2 separate regions of the Homo sapiens genome follow, and region 2 is linked to region 1. The links are chromatin contacts, found by Hi-C or POLR2A ChIA-PET in ENCODE. All regions are on one chromosome and are shown on one strand. Each heading gives the region's core, a stretch centred on a gene start or an enhancer-like site at or near the end of the contact. The rest is flanking DNA. Distances are from core to core; before and after follow the strand shown. Region 1 has its middle 15 kb from the start of LINC00548. Region 2 has its middle 56 kb from the start of LINC00598.

Region 1 (6,852 bases), core at 2,939-5,438:
GTTCTTTAGACAGGACACGAGTCCCTACCACATCCTGAGTGGGAGCTTATCTGAGCCCCCAGCTCACCTCAAACATTGACCTGCTCTGCCTGACTCTATAGAGACCTACTGTGCCCATCCAATCCAGTAGCTCCTAGCTACATGGGGCTACTTACATTTAAGTTTAAATTAATTAAAATTAAATAAACTTTAAAATTCAGTTCTTCAGTCACACTAGCCATTTCAAGTGCTCAAGGGTCACAGGCAGCTGGTGGCCACCGCACGGGACACAGCTTTAGAACGTTTTCATTGCCGCAAAAAGTTCCATTAGGCGGGGCTGCATACACATTCGAATATATAACTCCAGGCTAGGTGACATTTCGGATCTCTCAGCCCTGATACCCTAGATTCTTTATGGGGCATCACAGCCACTGCACAAGTGTCCCTTTAAAAAATCTTTCCTTCTCCATCTGTTGCCATAGTTGGAGATGATGTCTAAGGGCACAAAGAGGACTTGTGGCTTCCACTGTGAGCAAGGAAAGACAGGCATGTTGACTTGTCTTTGAGGCCAGTTTGATGGGGACAGCTGGAAGCAGCAGAGGTTTGGGATTCCACAGGCAGGAGTCCTCAGCTCCTCCTCTCCCCACAGCCTCAATCAGCTCAGCTAAGAGTGGCAGTTCCCATTCTCCTCTTAAGGAAAAGGGTAATTAAGACAGACACACAAATAGTAGCCATTCCAGAGGTGTTCCCCTGCAGAAGAATTAGGCAAATCTAAAAGCTATTAGCTAGAGACACAACATAATTGAATACGCAATGGAGAGTTTGCCCCCAGCACAGAGACTGGCCTCAGAGACACTCAGTAAGGAGAGCTGTAGGTGTGAGCAGCACTTCAGCTGTACTAATGTATAATTACAAATGAGCCGGATTCCTCCATCTTTTTCATTACAGCCAGCCCCTCCGGGAGCACTCTCAGGCAACACTTAGTTAGCAGTTAATAAGCCACTGCATGTGCCAGGCAGCAGCCAAATTGCATTTTCCCCAACACTTTCATTCACACTGGCCTTCCCCCATTGGATCAGCAAACATGAGATTATCCTGCTCCCTTTTACATGGACTCTAGAATTTGAATTCAGGAAGTAGCATACCCACTGTCTTGGAGATAGGGGTTTGGCGATTTGACACTCTTTAAGACCCTACCCAAGGAAGGTGGAACAGCAGTGCCTCTCAAACTAGCCCACAGCTTATGAAAAAATACTGACACCCGACATCAACCCAGCCCAATAAGGTCAGAATCCCAGGAGTGGGGCCCAGGAATTTAAATGTTTTTAAAATATCTTGGAGAATTCTGAAATATACCAGGATTGAGAACCGCTGGCTTTTGTTATCTGGGGGCCACTTGACCACGCCATCCCAATCCCACTGTTAGACATGCAGAGAGATCAGGACTCTTCCTCGCCTTGGCCTCTTCTTTATCAGATGGATGATCACACCCCTGACGGGCCGTGCAGTAGTCAAGGACAGCCAATTTATGTGGAGAGATTAAGCATCGAAGACTCCAGGAACCAAGAGCCCAAAACCTGCTATGCCTCTAGCCCAAGATCCAAGAGAAGTTCTACCCCGGTCTTTCCTGGTTCTCTGGATCCTGAGCATGGGAGGGAGAGTGGGAGACTTTTCTGTAGGAATTGGATGGTGCCCTGAGTAGATGGGTCAGGAAGAAACAAGAGAGAGGTAATGAGAGACATCCAAGAAGTTTTAGGAGGGGAAAATAAAATAATTAGCCATGCAGCTGCTAAGCCATGAAGCAGAGAGTGAAGGAGAAAGGAACAGCAGTGAGCAAAGTGAGACATGAGCAGGCACAAGTGTGGCAGCCAGGAATGGCGACAGCTGCCCATTTGTGTGTGTGTGGCACCCAGATTAAGCACATGTCCTCACATGTCCAGTGTGAGGCCTGACAAGCACAGATGTCAGATGAAAATATGAGCACCCGGGCTTGCCTTAACACTAGTAGGGCAGGCCTCTACAAGAAACCCCCATCAATTTCTAGACTGTTTTGCCAAACCCAGTAAATCAGTCTGGGTCCCACTGCCTGGCGTCATCCCTGCATATCTAAAAAAGCAGTGAAATATGGGACATCTAGAATTACGAGCTCCTTCACACATGGGCTGGCTCGGTGGCCTCGGCTGTACAGCTGTCCTCTCCTGACCCGGGCTTAATCTCTCCCTAATGAATTTTCTTTCTTGATATTCAAGCAGATGGCTCCACAGGAGAGTGAACGCATTCCCAAATCTTACAGCATGACTCTGTACACATGGGAAAATGTAGGTTGTGTTTTGGTTTTTGCTTTTTTCCTTAAGAGGTGCAATGAACACAATAATGTCTTTGAGGCTTTCAATGCCTAACCAAAACCAGCCAGGCTTTCCCTGGGATCTGGCTCTCATGGTGTTCTTAGTGGCACTGGCAATATACTGACTGTTCCACCAATCCTGAGACATTTGAGAGCTTCACCTAAAGAGTGGACTGTGCGGGTCCTTCCTCCTGATCCCAGGGGCTTCTGCATGAAACTTTACGCCTCTCACAGGTCCTCAGATAGAAGCAGGGAGCCTGGGACCTGCTTGACATTTTAACTTTGTTGCCCTGGGAGAGGAAGGGAATCAAATACCCCATCTAATCTGTATAGTTACCACATGAGGTTGACCTACTCAGGGATTTTTTTTTTTTTTTTTTTTGAGACAGAGTCTCCCTCTGTCACCCAGGCTGGAGTGCGGTGGCTCACTGCAAGCTCCACCTCCCGGGTTCACGCCATTCTCCTGCCTCAGCCTCCCAAGTAGCTGGGACTACAGGAACCCACCACCATACCCGGCTAATTTTTTTGTATTTTTAGTAGAGATGGAGTTTCACCATGTTAGCCAGGATAGTCTGGATCTCCTGACCTTGTGATCCGCCCACCTCAACCTCCCAGAGTGCTGGGATTACAGGTGTGAGCCACCGCGCCCGGCCTCAGGGATGCTTTTTAAAGTCAAGTCTCTGGGCAGAAGGAAAAAGGCTGGGTTCAGTACAAAATGCTCTACCAATGCTGAAATGTCAATAAAGCACTAGATGGGGGTGAGGCATATATAGGCCCATTCCCTAAAGACCAGGCTCACAGACTCAGAAAAGATGGGAAGAAACCTCAGAGATGATCCATTCACATGGTTCTCAAGTCTGGCTGCATATGAGAACCACCAGGAGAGTTTTCTAAGCAAGTTAATCCAACTCCCATTCCAGAGGTAGAACTGCAGGCATGGGATCCTGGCATAATCATTTTCTTAGTTCCCCAGATTATGCAGTTCTGGCCCTTAGGGGCTCTCGAGTGTGGCAGAAATGAGACTGAAACCCTAGCTCCCTCCTCCAGGGTGACCCAAACTTGACTAAACCCATGAATCACCAGAGGCGATTCTGTAAACATGCGGATTAAAAATCAGAAGGTCTGGGGTGGGCCTGAGATTCTGCATTTCTAAATGACTTCCAGGTGAAGCGGATGTTGCTGCCGGCCCTCAGACCACACTTCGAGGTATCAGGTCCTGGCATCTAGTCCTATAAATAGATGAGTCACATGCCTATTGGCCTTCAGTCTTTCTAACATCAAGACTAGAGAGCCAATGTGGCAGAGAGGTTAGATGGGGAGGAGCCATGTTTTTCACCCTGATTTTGGAACTTAATTGCTGTGCAATCTTGAGCAAGTCACTTAACCTCTCTGATCTTTAATTTCCTCAGATGTTAAAATAGAGAAAAAACTAATACATACACAAAGTTGTAAGGCTGATCAGATGAGATGTGAAGTTGTTCTATAAACTGTAAAATACTACAAAGTTTAAGAGTTTATTATAAAATTGGCCTTTGAAAGATACCATTTTAGCCTTTAAAATGTTGGTCATTTATATGTGCACACTTTTTGTAGTCCTGTATTTCTCCTAGTGGTAGCACATGTATGTGGACACACATGCAATAGATGAGTTTTATCTCCTAAAAGGTTTAAACTCTGGTGTGTGTGTGTGTGTGTGTGTGTGTGTGTGTGTGTGTGTGTTCTTATACCATTGCCTGGAGTGTAAGGACTTGCAAGGAAATTCTCTTTGACCAGGAGGATTCAAGAATGCAGAGCAAATGTCCAGGAGTCGCAGCCAAATTGGTAGCTTTTCTTGCTCCTTTCCACTGCATTAGCATGCCCCTAGCCAAAACAAGATGGCACCATGCCCCGGCCAACTTGATCTCAATGTTCTCCACAGCTGTGTGTCCCCACTGGGGTGAGTATTGGAGCAATGTCTCATGTCTAGTCTAGCCAGGAAGATTGTCACTTTGGACCCTAACCCTTTCTGAGGTTTGAGCCTCCAATTCACTCATGTCTGGCCAGCACGAGTCATGCCATCCATGTATCCTCACTCCCAAAAGAAATGACACCCTTGGCAAATTCTTGAACTACGTTTTGGAAGCCGCCGCTGAGGTTGCGCAAACACATTTGGCACAGGCTTCAGGGACCAAGCAGTTCTCTGGGTTGAATCGCAGAAACAAAATGTACTTGTCCTGCTTCCGAGATGGTGTCTGAGGACTTGGCTCCCTCGGCCGAGGAACTGCCTCCTCGCTGATGTCATCCTGCCACGGAAAGGCAAACATCTCTGGGTTCAGCAGTTCAGAACCAGAAGTGAGAAAAGTTGGGGATCCAAAGGGCATCCACCCAGGCTTAACTCCATCGGGACAACGTAGAGAGACATGCACTCAATTCTTAACAACTAAATCATCTTAAAATAAAATGTATTGAAGCAGTTTGTGAGGAGGAATCATGCTGCTGAAATGCCCTCGGGCAAGGATTACTGGTCGTGATGCTACCTCCATCCAGTGGGGTTTTGTGGGGCTCCACGTGCTGCCACATGCACCCCATAGGAGCACAAGTTCCCAGAGGCCCAGGAGAATATTCAACATCCAACCCTAAGGAAGAAATAATTTCCATGTAGCACTCGTGCCTCACATTCATGTCACTGCGTAATATCTCAGACATCCAGTGACTGCACTTTCCTGGCCAAATTGAGGCGGGTGCTTCTGGAGTCTGGTACATTTCTCAACTCCAGGTTATTTCTCAGCACACAAAGTACCAGGGCTGCTTCAGTCTCCTCAGAGGAGCCATTCTCGAGATGGAGTTTCTTTTTTGTTTTATTTTACTTTAAGTTCTGGGATACATGTGCCGAACGTGCAGGTTTGTTATATAGGTATACGTGTGCCATGGTGGTTTGCTGCACCTATCAACCCAAGACGGAGCTTCTTTTACCCAGAAAAAAAAAATGAATCCTCTTTCCCATATTCATAATTTTCAAATGTAAAATCTGAAATTTTTCTTACCAGATCAGAACTCCCTAATGCCCAATGCTGCAGACCACAGAGCCACTCAGCTTTGTGACCAGAATAAAAGCCTTCATGAAATCATGAAATTTGTTCTGGTGGTCACAAGAGTCAGACATGCACATCATGCAGAGATTTGTATGATGAAGTCTTAGGAAGACAGTGGAAGGTGTGGACCTTCCTTAAAGAGTGATCAATCTTCTGGGGCCTCATCCTTGGCTGTCCACTGGAATCCCTTGGAAACTATTTCACAGCTCGAATGCCTCGGCCGTCCACCAAACTATGCGAATGGAACTTCTGAAGAGGAAGCATAAGTATTTGTGAAAGTCCCCTCCATTGATTCTAATGGATATCAGGGATTGAGAAAGCACTCTCTCATCCAATTCTCTGTTTTCCTAGATGAGAAAATTTTGTCCCAAAGAATTCAAGTACTTTACTTAAGGTCACACTGATCACTAGGGGCAGAGCTAGGACTGGAGCCTAGATATCCCAATTGCTGGGCCAAGTTTTTTCACTCCAGGTAAGCAGAACAGTAATTTTGTAGATGTGCAGCCAGGGAAACCATTTCACAAATGGTTGAGGTGAGGCTGCTGGAACCAGACTCCCAGGGCTTGCTTGTTGAAAGAATTACTTGATGGATTGATCAGAATTCTAGTTCTGCCACCCTATTGTGGGGACGCGGCAAACCACTGAACCTTGCAAAACTTCATGTTCTTATTAATAAAATGGGGGTGGGTGGTGTTTAGGATGGGGAGGGGTAATAATAATACCTTCCTCCTCGTATTGTGAGCTTTTAATGAAATAATATCCATAAAATGCTTAGAAGAGTGCTAGGCACATAACAAATGCTCAATAATGTGGCCTCTCATTAATATTAGTATACAGATGCACTGGTACTAGTTCTGAGGGTTTATGGCATTAATGTCTGAAGCCAGAAGCACGTCATGTGTTGGAGAGAGGAATGGGGATTGGCCTTGTAGGACACTCAGCAGTACATAGGCATGGACTAAGACTCCACAGTCCACGAAAACTTGGCCTTTCTTGACTTCCAAGATGATTTACTGTTCAAATTCCAATCACATTGCTTGGAACGAGGGTCTCCATCCTCCTTCCACTTGGGGCTGTCTAAATACATGCAGTCTCTGTGGTCTAACAGAGAGGAGTTGAAGATGCAAACTTGACCCTTCATCCCTCCAGACAAAACTGAATAGATGAGGGGTGTTTCCCAACCCAGGTACCCAAGTCAGATCCCAAGCTGTAACACAAGAAAAAATAACTGGGCCTAGAAAATTCCTTCCCCAAACCTCCTCCTGATTTCAGTATTTATATGATTTACCCCATCATTTATTGCTCAACTTGATTTAAAACATCATCTTTTTAAATGATTCTCTTCTGTTCTTCAATCTCTACCTCCACTACAAAAGAAAAGTCTCTCTTTACTCACACTCCCGACCCAGTTTAAGCCCTCCTTAACTTATGCCTGAATTATCCTCCTGAACCCTTTGC
Region 2 (6,052 bases), core at 1,742-4,241, 300 kb after region 1:
GTCCCGCGTCTTCAAACCCATACAGAGCGTGGAACTGCTGCCTCCCATCCCTGGGATGTTGCAAAGGAAATGGAAACCAACCACCAACACAAGGATATGACCCACACATGGGAGAGGACGTGCTGAGCAGGGATCTGGAGGTGTTTTAGTCATGGTTTGTGACCACTGTGGTGCTGCACACAGCCTGTGCCTTGGCATCCCACCACCATTTATAACAGTCAACCCAGTGAAATCAGATCCATTAAACAGCTTATTTTTAAAGAAAATACTTTACATTGCTGCACACGGCTGGGCGAGGTGGCTCACACCTGTAATCCCAACACTTTGGGAGGCCGAGGCAGGTGGATCACTTGAGGCCAGGAGTTCGAGACCAACCTGGCCAACATGGTGAAACTCCGTCTCTACTAAAAATACAAAAAATTAGCCAGGTGTGGTGGCGTGTGCCTGTAGTCTCAGCTGCTCAAGAGGCTGAGGCAGAAGAATTGCTTGAACCCAGGAGGTCAAGGTTGCAGCGAGCCGAGATCGCGCCACTGCACTTCAGCCTGGGCAACAGAACGAGACTCCGTCTCAAAAATAAATAAATAAATAAATGGTTGCATGAACATCAAAGCTTACATATTCACGAGTAATGTTATTTAAGTTTACACTAAAAATGGGTGAATTTATGATATGTAAATTATACTTCAATGAAGCTGTTAAACAAAAAAGGCACTTCCTAAAAATTGAAAGTGACACCTGTCAGGTGAGTAACAGGTTTTTTCATATCTGAGTGTGGATATCAGTCGCTTGCTCTGGACACAGAGCCAAAGAAAATGCTGAACACATTCTCTGGATTTATCTGAGTGACGCAACATAGCATGGTGGTAAAGAACGTGGCCTTCGGGGTTGGACAGATGGGCTGTGTTCAGCAAGCTTAAGTAAATGCTTAACCTTTCCAATCCCAGACTCCTCTTCAGGAAAACAGGAATAAAAACACCTTCCTTGCAGGACAGATGCAGGGATTAAATGAGGTAATGCAGTAAAGTTTGGCATCTAAGATTTCAACCCAAACCAGTGGCTATGATGGCTTCTAACACCAAGGCTTGCACAAGGAGACTGAACAAAAGGGGGACTTGCAGCGTGTTTCACTGGCCAAAAAAAATTAAAAATAGGCCGGGCACGGTGCCTCATGCCTGTAATCCCAGCACTTTGGGAGGCCAAGGTGGGCAGATCACGAAGTCAGGAGTTCAAGACCAGCTTGACCAAAATGGTGAAATCCCATCTCTACTAAAAATACAAAAATTAGCAGGCGTGGTGGCACATGCCTGTAATCCCAGCTACTCAGGAGGCTGAGGCAGGAGAATCGCTTGAACCCGGGAGGCGGAGGTTGCAGTGAGCCGAGATGGTGCCACTGCACTCCAGCCTGGGTGACAGAGCGAGACTTCGTCTCAAAAAATATTAAAAATAAAAATAAAAAAATAGAGCACTTGAGCTGCCAGATGACCTGGCAGGGCACACATCTGACGAAAAGAATTTTCCAGTGATGATTCTGAAATGATGAAGAAGTTTAAAAGAGCTTCAAAGGGCTGCGGCCGTGTCTCGAGCCCACACAGACCGGTCAGCCCTGTCACCTCCAGAACCGGCCTGGCACCATGGAAAGGGCACGGAAAGGGCTGCCAAAGCCGTCCTCGCGCCCACGCACGAAACCACCACCTCCGCAGCCGGGCCCAGCAGCTCCACTCCATCTCCCCTTTTCAAAATGAAGACCCTAAGATCTCCTTCGAGGAGATGAGCAGAAAGCCCAGCCGCAGAGCTGCGGACGCTAACGCCAGCGCCAAGCGGGTGCCGACACTCCCTGTGCTGTTCCGGCCCCACACCATCTGGAAAACAAGGTCGTCTTACCCTGTTTAGTCCATGAGGAAAGAAAGGCTCAGCTCAGGGAGGACATTTGCCCAAGGTTACATAACTGGTGGGTGCGCGGGCCAGGCCTGACATCGGGTCCACCCAGATGCCAACCTTCCTTACTGCTCCTCTCCAGCGCCTCAGCCAGCTCCCAGCCTGGGACCCAGAAAGGCCCAGAGCCCGCGCTCATGCCAGCACACGATATCTTCGGTACTAATCCCCGGATTTCATTAATCTCTATCACAGGTCCAAAGAGGAGGGGTCGCTGAGGCTGGGCTAATCTCCCTCCCGAGTTTGACTTCCAACTTTCCATGAAGGCCTTAGCCCTATTGCATCCCATGGGACCAAGTAAAAACCTTAGGCTCCCAGAAGATCAAGGGGATGTTTATCTGGCATCTAGGGATCAACTTCTGGAAGAAAAAAATACAGCAATATATCTAAATCCATTTCTTCAGGAAATTAATGAATGGAAGGGCTGCTCTTAGCAGAGTCTCCAGAACTGAATATGCAGAGGGCTTAAGGGTTCCTTTTCTAAGTAAGAGCTGTCTCACTGCTTCCTTTTTTTATTTTTTTTTTTTTTTTATTTTTTATTTTTGTGAGACAGGGTCTTGCTTTGCCACCCAGGCCGGAGTGCAGTGGCACAATCATGGCTCACTGTATCCTGGACCTCCTGGGCTCACACAATCCTCCTTCCTCAGCTCCCAAGTAGCTAAGACTACAGGCACGTGCCCCCACACCTGGCTCTTTTTTTTTTTCTTTCTTTCTTTCTTTTTTTTTTTTTTTTTTTTTTTTTTTTTTTTTTTTGTAGAGAGGGGGTTTCGCTATGTTTCCCAGGCTGGTCTCTAATTCCTGACCTCAAGTGATCCGCCCACCTTGGCCTCCCAAAGCGCTGGGGTTACAGGCGTGAGGTTACAGGCCAAGCCCTTAAATTATTCAAAGCTAAAGTTCTACTCCCAAGACCCCAAGGTTAACCGAAGTCCAGAAGTCCTCCGGTACCTGAAATACCTCACAGCTGCTAGGCTTTATGGCTGTTGTCAGACTGTTCAAACACAAACAGAGCCAAATATCCTGCCAGCCAGCACGGACCTGCTCCCAAGAATCATGTGTTATGGTTTCCATCACACCCAGCCATCAAGTCCTGTTTGAGCTTGTCATCCCTGCAAGCCATGTGACTGCTGGCACCTACCTGGGTCACATTTGCCTCTTCCCTTGGGACACAGCTTTTTGCAAAAAGGCCATAGCCACTTGCTAGGATGAGTCAGAAGTTCCTCAAATCTCCTGACACAACTCAGGGGCAAAGAGAAAGGGACAGCAAACAGGCCCAGCAGGGGCTGTCTAGCCATGACATAAGAAGCCAGCACATATCTTTAGAGGAGCGTTCAGCTCCGAATCCCAACCTGCTTCACAAACACCTGGGGCAAACTCCAGAGATGGCATTTCCACTGGCAATGACAGGAATCGGGCCAAACACCACACATCCCCCTGGACACTCTTGACGTTCAATACATTCACAGAAGCTTCCTTGACCACTCCTGGGCCCTGTGACCCTATCAGGCCAAGGAGCTGGTTCACAGAAAGTGAAAGATTCTGACAAGCAGAGTATTTTCCCTCTGAGCAGGTGTGGTTCCTCACTGAAACAGGAATCCTCTTTATTCCACAAGCGAGACACAGAACAAACAGTGCCCCAGGCCGGAGAACTGAGGCCAGACCTGCTTCCCAGGTGACCCCGGTGTCCACAAAATAAATGCCCCTGTAGGATGGGGATCATCCGCCTGCCTCTTTGCACACACTAGTCTCCTGGCCATTCTCCTGCGAAGGCCTCAACCTCCCAAAGCCCTTTAAAAGATAACATTTTTTCCATCCCCTTTTAATTATCTTGAGCCAATGGGGACAGGTTCAGACTCTGTCCCTGATTACTTTGATGGGTAAATCCCCTGCTGCTCGGCTGAGGAGGGCTCTCAGTAACCTCAGTCCAGCCATCCAGCTCCCCACAGCCCCGCCGCCAGGAAGAGCCTGGCTCCACAACCCCGTGCCAGGCCCTTGACTTCCAGCCAAGCGTACCCACTCACTCTTTTCCTGTGCTTTCCTGATTTTTAAAAGAGCTGGCACGGGGGCTCATGCTTGTAATCCTGGCACTTTGGGAGGCCAAGACCAGAGGATCTCTTGAGCCCAGGAGTTCGAGACCAGCCTGGCCAACATAGAGAGACTCCCATCTCTGCAAAACAATTAAAATAGAAAGATTATTGGGTGGGTGCAGCATACCAATATGGCACATGTATACATATGTAACAAACCCACACATTGTGCACATGTACCCTAGAACTTAAAGTATAATAATAATAATAATAATATATATATAAAAGATTATTGGGGCCAGACGTGGTGATTCATGCCTGTAATCCCAGCACTTTGGGAAGCTGAGGCAGGCAGATCATCTGAGGTCAGGAGTTCGAGACAAGCCTGGCCAACATGGTGAAACCCCATTTCTACTAAAAATACAAAAATCATCCAAGTGTGGTGGTGGGCTCCTGTAGTCCCAGCTACTTGGGAGGCTGAGGCAGGAGAATTGCTTGAACCCAGGAGGCAGAGATTGCAGCGAGTTGAGATCACGCCACTGCATTCCAGCCTGGGCAACAGAGCGAGACTCCCTCTCAAAAAAAAAAAAAAGATTATTGGGTGTGGTGGTGCGTACCTGTAATGCCAGACACTTGGGAGGCTGGGGCAGGAGAATCCATTGAGTGCAGGAGTTTGAGTCTGCAGTGAGCCATGACAGTGACACTGAACTCCAGCTGGGGCAACAGAGTGAGACTCTGTCTTGGGGAAAAAAAAAGTAGGAAAGAGAGTTTTTACATACCCTTCATCCAGCTTCTCCTACTGTTAATGACTTACATACTGATAGTACAATAATCAAAACCAAGAAATTAACTCTGGTATGATACTGTTACCTATACTTGGATTTCACCAGATTCTCCACTAATGTCTTCTTTTTCTGTTTCAAGATCCAATCCAGGATCCTTTGCTGCATTTATCCTCATGTGCTCTGCAAGCTGAGACAGTTCCTCTGTGTTTTCTTGTCCTTCAGGACCTTGACAATTTGTAAGAGTCCTAGTCAGATATTTTGTAGGATATCCCTTAACTTGGGTTTGTCTGATGTGTTTTCTCACCATTAAACAGGTTATACATTTCTGGCAAGATTCCCACAGAGGTGACGTGCCCTTTTCAGTGCATCATATAAGAAAGTATATGAGGAAACTGAGGCCCAAGAGCTTAAATAATTTCCTCAAAGGCAAATGGCTAATAATGGACAGAGCTGGTACTCAAGTTTGCACAACTAAAAAGGCGTTGGTCTTTTTACCTTTCCCTAACTTCCAGAATGTAGAAACCATACTTTAAGCAATATACAGGTTATGTAATACATGAAACACAGTGTGCTATATTATTGCAGGTACAATATGGATATACAGGCCAGGCGCGGTGGCTCACGCCTGTAATCCCAACACTTTGGGAGGCCAAGTAGGGTGGATCATTTGAGGCCAGGAGTTCAAGACCAGCCTGTCCAACATGGTGAAACCCTGTCTCTACTAAAAATACAAAAATTAGCCAGGCGTGGTGGCATGTGCCTGTAATCCCAGCTACTAGGGAGGCTGAGGCACGAGAATCACTTGAGCCTGGGAGGTGGAGGTTGCAGTGAGCTGAGATGGCACCACTGCACTCCAGCCTGGGCAACAGAGTGAGACCCTGTCTCAAAAAAAAAGTACATGATGTCGATTTATCTTACCACTGGTGATGATAATCTTGATCATTTGGCAAAAGTGGTATCTTCCAGGTTTTTCCACTGTAATCTCATTCTTTTCCCCCTTTATAATTAGAAAATATTTGAGGGGAGATGCTTTGTAGATTTGGAGATGCTTTGATTATGTAGATATCCTATTTCTCCCTTTTGCCCTCTAACTTACCATTCATCAGTAGATCTTTCTAAGGCAATTATTACTGTGATATTTTAAGGGTGATCTTCCATTTCCCTCTTATGCAATAGAAGAAAAGTAACGGGTAACTATTGTGTATAAACAGGGTGTCCACGTGATTTGTCATTCAAACCAGGACACTTTTGAAAGTGAAAGAGGGTACTGTTAATAACTACAGTATGGCAACAAGCGTAAGTTTGTCCTGG

What was found. Hi-C counts contacts between places; a loop is a spot of excess contacts on that map. ChIA-PET counts read pairs that join two places held with the same protein, here RNA polymerase II (POLR2A). Pooled maps may share reads with other maps.
Region 2: a map of gastrocnemius medialis shows a loop between it and region 1 (6-fold over the local background). The contact joins two enhancer-like sites. A Hi-C loop is called at or near these places in 1 of 168 maps with a recorded cell type or tissue (gastrocnemius medialis) and 1 of 50 pooled maps. POLR2A ChIA-PET finds 5 or more read pairs at or near these places in 1 of 52 experiments (CD8-positive, alpha-beta memory T cell).

Annotation. Positions count from the first base shown.
Region 1 is chr13:40,231,908-40,238,759 of GRCh38, forward strand. No RefSeq gene overlaps it. Among named protein-coding and RNA genes, the nearest start is that of LINC00548, 15 kb to the left of the region's middle. Within about 2 kb of position 4,189, at least 19 of the 41 ENCODE cell types and tissues checked have a DNase peak (open chromatin) inside an H3K27ac peak, as active enhancers do; they include gastrocnemius medialis, where a contact is called at or near this core.
Region 2 is chr13:40,533,785-40,539,836 of GRCh38, forward strand. No RefSeq gene overlaps it. Among named protein-coding and RNA genes, the nearest start is that of LINC00598, 56 kb to the left of the region's middle. RefSeq lists a silencer at 3,788-4,082. Within about 2 kb of position 2,992, at least 7 of the 41 ENCODE cell types and tissues checked have a DNase peak (open chromatin) inside an H3K27ac peak, as active enhancers do; they include gastrocnemius medialis, where a contact is called at or near this core.